Regions from separate parts of the Mus musculus genome. Here region 1 is linked to region 2. The links are chromatin loops, found by intact Hi-C in ENCODE. Cell type or tissue: left cerebral cortex. All regions are shown on one strand.

Evidence for each region. A loop is a pair of places that touch in the nucleus more often than their neighbours do. Peaks named below come from ENCODE experiments on the same cell type or tissue, not always from the same donor. Only the 100,000 strongest peaks of a DNase experiment are listed, where the experiment ranks them.
Region 1: a loop joins it to region 2, with 1.8 times the contacts of the local background. A loop is called at or near these places in 1 of 42 quality-filtered maps.

The regions. Positions count from the first base shown.
Region 1 is chr11:79,183,660-79,186,159 of GRCm38, forward strand. Gm30413 (a long non-coding RNA gene) reads right to left here. Exons shown (of 4, transcript XR_388876.3): 3 at 501-535; 4 at 1-85. Among named protein-coding and RNA genes, the nearest start is that of Gm30413, 7.4 kb to the right of the region's middle. In left cerebral cortex, a CTCF peak has its summit at 1,017 (motif pointing right); a DNase peak (open chromatin) is centred at 733.
Region 2 is chr11:79,078,924-79,081,423 of GRCm38, forward strand. All of the region lies in intron 1 of Ksr1 (kinase suppressor of ras 1), which reads right to left. Among named protein-coding and RNA genes, the nearest start is that of Gm11201, 57 kb to the left of the region's middle. In left cerebral cortex, no CTCF peak of the experiment used is centred here; DNase peaks (open chromatin) are centred at 1,338 and 2,248.

The sequences.
Region 1 (2,500 bases), 100 kb after region 2:
AATCCACCTGTTGCCCCATCAATGGCAGCAGATGCTCGGCAGAGGCTGGGACATCTCAGAAGGAGGTAGACAGGGGCTTCCCGGGCTGAAAAGGTACCAAGAGTTCCTTAGGGAAGTCAGGAAGAGCTCGTCCGAGCAGCACATTGCAGCTGGTCTGAAAGCCAAGAAGATGGACACCCATACTAGGGAGTGAGGGACCCTAAAGGCTGGGGGCCAAAATGGGGCTACAATGACCTGATGCAAGCTTGCTCTGCATGGAGGGTGATCATCTGGCTCCTAGGGAAGTCACAGAGCCAAGTCAAGTGTTTCGCAGAGCATCCTAATGAAGGGGTTAGTCACATTCAAGAGGTCCCAAGGGAAGAACGAGGCTAATGAGAGGGGCCTACAGAAGTCTGTCCAAACAGAGCGGAGCTCGCTGATAGCACTACTAAACCTTTCCAGCAGTGTAGTTGGAGGTAGTGAGTCCCCCAGCAATGGGAGCCTTTAAGCAGATCACTAACCTTGTCTGCCCTCTGTGTCAGCTCCCCCTGAAGTCCTGTGGAAGGAAATATGCAGAAACTCAGCTTTGCTCTTCACAGGTGGCACTCAGAGACCAGAAAAGACTGAATACTGCGCCCAAGGTCACCAGAAAGCAGCAGGACCAGAAACAGCCTTGTCTGCTCCACCACCCAAGCTCTAGACTTCCCCATCTGGTTCCCCAATTGGTGTCCAGACTGGCACTATTTTTAACTGGTTCCCTTGGCCAGGATGGAGAATGACTACAGGCTGGGCTAGTGCTGGCTTCTGGAGCTCAGGTGAGGCTAGAAGGGAGCCAATGGCCTGTCCTTGCACCCAGACTTGTCATGTGTGGCTAAAGGAGGATTCGAGTGTGCCAATACAGTTACCCAGCCTGGTGTTGTCCCTGCACCTGTGAGGAGGGACTGTCACAGTGATGCAGGAATGTGCTCTGATGGTAGGGCTCTACCCAAAGGAAACCGTCTTGATTTCATCTAGGAAACATTCAAAATGCACAAGAGAATATTGTCCTCCAGGCCACTAGGGGGCTTCAGCTGAAGCACCATAGAACTTTGTTTTCTCTCTCTCTCTCTCTTCCTTCCTTCCTTCCTTCCTTTCTTCCTTTCTTCCCTCCCTCCCCACTCCTTCCTTCCTTCCTTCCTTCCTTCCTTCCTTCCTTTCTTTCTTTCTTTCTTTCTTTCTTTCTTTCTTTCTTTCTTTCTTTCTTTCTTTCTTTCTTGTTTTTGTTGTTTGTTTGTTTGTTTGTTTGTTTGTTTGAGACAGGGTTTCTCTGTATAGCCCTGGCTGTCCTGGAACTCACTTTGTAGACCAGGCTGGCCTCGAACTCAGAAATCCACCTGCCTCTGCCTCCCGAGTGCTGGGATTAAAGGCGTGTGCCACCATGCCCGGCTTATGAGCTTTGTTTTCTAAAGTAAATTTCTGCAAATATCTGCCCACATACAGCTAGGCAAGGCAGCTCACACCTGTAATCTCAGCATTTAGTCAGGGCAGACAGGAGGGTCAAGGGTTTACAGATAGACAGAGGAACATTAGACTTTGTCTGAAAAAAGGAGGGGCTGGTGAGATGGCTCTGACAGTAAATCCACTTGCTTCCAAGCTAACCACCCTAGTTTGATCCTTGGAACCCACATGATGGAAGGAGAAACCTGACTCCTTCAAATTGTACTCTCCACGCATGTGCCTCCCATGCTAAATAAATGGATATAATGAAAAAAAAAATGAATGCAATAAAGTCAGCCCAAAGCTCCTTGGAGACTTTTGTGGTTGTTACTGTTGTTTCTTAGATTTATTTTTATGTATACCTGTTTGTTTCTCTCTCTCTGTGTGTGTGTGTGTGTGTGTGTGTGTGTGTGTGTGTGACATGTGTGCAGGTGCCTTCTGAGGCCAAAAGAAGGCTTTGAGCCTCCCACATCTGGAGTTACAGGCAGTTCTGTGCTGGGAACCGAACTCTGGTCCCCTGAAGTAGCAGAGTGCCCTTAACCACAGAGCATCTCTCCAGCACAGATGTAATTCTAACATTTTTTTTAAGTTCTAAAATGGTGTGTGTGCATGAATAGCGGGTGTATTCACACATGTGTGATAGGTAGCACTGGGGTTGCAGGCTTGCGTGCATGGCTAGGCCTGACTTTTGACATTGCTGTTGAGAGTTGAACTCAGTTCCCTATGCTCACCTGCTAAACCAGCTCCCCAGCCTGACGTTGATTTTGTGGTTTTGCCCCCTGGGCTTCTGGAGATAAAACCCAGGGTGTTATGTAGGCTACACAAGTGCTTTCCCAACCCGGGCACAAACACTACACCAGTGCTCTGTCACGGAGCCACAGCCTCAGTCCTTTTTATATTTGTGAATGGGAGGTCCCATTCCCTGTCCCCTCACTTCAGAGAGTATGCTCCTCCCGCATCCCCCTTCCCCAGGGGCTTCAAGTCTCTTGAGGTTGGGTGCATCTTCATCCACTGAGGCCAGACCAGGCAGTCTTCTGCTATAGAT
Region 2 (2,500 bases):
GCAAGGATCCTCAAAAGCCTCCTGTTTATCTCCAACATCCAACCTACCTGGTTATGGCCCTTGTTCTGTCCTCTGAGGGAGGCACCAGGTCAGGTGGCCCCATACCACCGCCCATGTGGCACAGACTGGATCAGTTTCCCTATCTGCCTGTTCCCTGTGGACTCCTCTGCCAGTGTTCTCTCCAACACCCAGGACACAGCAAGTGCTCAAGGAACAAGAGCCTGTGAGTATCACACTTCAGCTCAGCCAGCAAGAACAACTCAGTGCACAGAGGCATAAGGACCTCTGGTACCTCCACAAAAAGCACCTCTTTCCAGAGAGCTGACTCTTGCAAATGACATCAGCTCCACCCTAAAGTTGCAGGGCCTAGGATTGTGAAGTCCCTTCTATAGGAGACTTATAAACTAGAGAGCTGGACTGGGAAAGTGGCTCAGATGTTGCCTGTTGCAGGGCAACCCTGTGGCCCAAGGCTCCATGTCCAAATACAGGGCAGGAGATTAAGTCTACGGTAGCAGATGTAATTGATGTAGGAATATACAGGGGCCAATGGACGGCAGGAACAGGCTGAGGCAGACGCCAGAGTCATTCAGAGGCAGGCTCCCTGGGTTATGAAAATCATGAAATTGTGTCAGTGTTCAATTACAAACCTGGCAGTAGGAAACATGCCCCCGTTTACATAGTGCCTAACTCCTCTTGCTGGATTCTCAATGGCAATTTTTGGAGGTAGGGATCTTTTTTGGGGTAACATTCCAGTCATCGTACAACTCCAGTCCTAGCCATAATAGTAGAGTATCTTTCCCCTCACAAAATAAGCACAAGAAACTAAAAAACATTACAGACTCTTACATACTTAAAAAGATTCTATTATTTTTCTTCATTCTTTTGAAATCGGGCTGTAGTTGTGTAGTTCTGTCTGGCCTAGAACTCACTCTGTAGACCAGGCTGGCCTTTATCTCACATAGATTCGCCTGCCTCTGCCTCCCAAGTGCTGGGATAAAAGGTGTGTGCCACCACACCTGCCTTATTTTTATGTATGTATACATGTTTGTGTCTGTGTTCATATATGTACATGGGGGTCTCTGGGGAGTGTCAGATCTGCTGGGGCTAGAGTTAAAGGTGGCTGTGAAGCGTCCTACAGAAGTGCCAGGTCCTCTCTGCAGAAGTGCTCTTAACCACTGGACCACCCTCCCGGTTCCCTTCCCTTGCTTTGGCTGGGATGCTCATTTACTCAAAACTAAGCTTAGAACAGCAAAGCTATGCTGAGCTGGGGTTGCTGAGCAGCTGGCTTGGCTCACTCGCAGGCTAAGGACACCTGCCTGCCATACCAGCCTTAGCAGAACGACAAGCTCTTCACAGTCACTCAGCACATGCTAAGCCCACGTGACACGGAGCTACATTTTACTATTCCCAGCTCACGAATGACAACACCAAGAACTTTGTTGTAATTTTTGAATCACATAGTTACAGCAATGACCTAGTCTGGTGCTCTGCCCCCAAGGCCCACATAATCTCCAAAAATATTGACTCCTTGATACTTCAGCTGGGCTCAGCTGGGCTGACCACTCACACTGGGGATAGCACTGAGAAAGACTTGTGACCCAAATCCAGCAATACCCAGACTGTACCAGGACCTGTGCATAAAAGCCACAGCATTCGCGTATCTCCTAAGTGGCTCTGTTCATACAAACAGATCACCATCTCTGGTCTGACTTGCAATAACCCTTGAGCTACACCTGATCCCTGGTCCCAAATCAGCTCTAAATTTAGTTAAGCCTGCCATTCCCCTGCCCAGTACCCATAGCTACCCTTCTAAAGTCTTAGCATATCTTCTAGCCAATAGACTAGGTCCCAGCTCACCAGCACCCTTTGTCTTTCCTCCCACATGGTTAGCAACACACACACACACACACACACACACACACTATTAAGTGGATGTCCATAGCAGTTCTTGCTACAACCAAATTCCTTTCTGCATCCTTCTAACCTCTGGAAGTCAGTAAAGCTGTCATGACCCACTACACCCAGCACAGCTCAATGGTTCCTAAAGCCACTGTCCCTCCTTGCTGCCCCTCTGCCCAGGGAATGTTCCCTTCCAGCTTCCATCTCTCCAAAGCTGGATGCTTCTGGGGACATCCTGCCAGCCCAGCTGGCTAAGTACTCTGGTCCGACTTCTGTGGCCAACATGTTGCAAAACAGTTTCTGGGAATGCAAGGAGGGCTCGGGGGACTGCCACACAGATGCTGGCTCCACACACAGGCACGGGCTGACCACAGCACTTGGCCCTAGAGGTGGCCCTTGGCTCTCAATCAAACCCTGCAAGGGTCTCAGAAGGGCTGACATTAGCAGTAGAAGGGCAGAGTGAGACCATCAGCCAGGGATGGAGAGGTAGGCAGCAGAGAGAACACCAGTGACCCCACACTAAGGGTTTTGCAATAACCTTCCCTGGTGGCTCCTTGGGGAAGCTGCCAGCCCATGAATTTTTACAGAGACAACCTCCCTG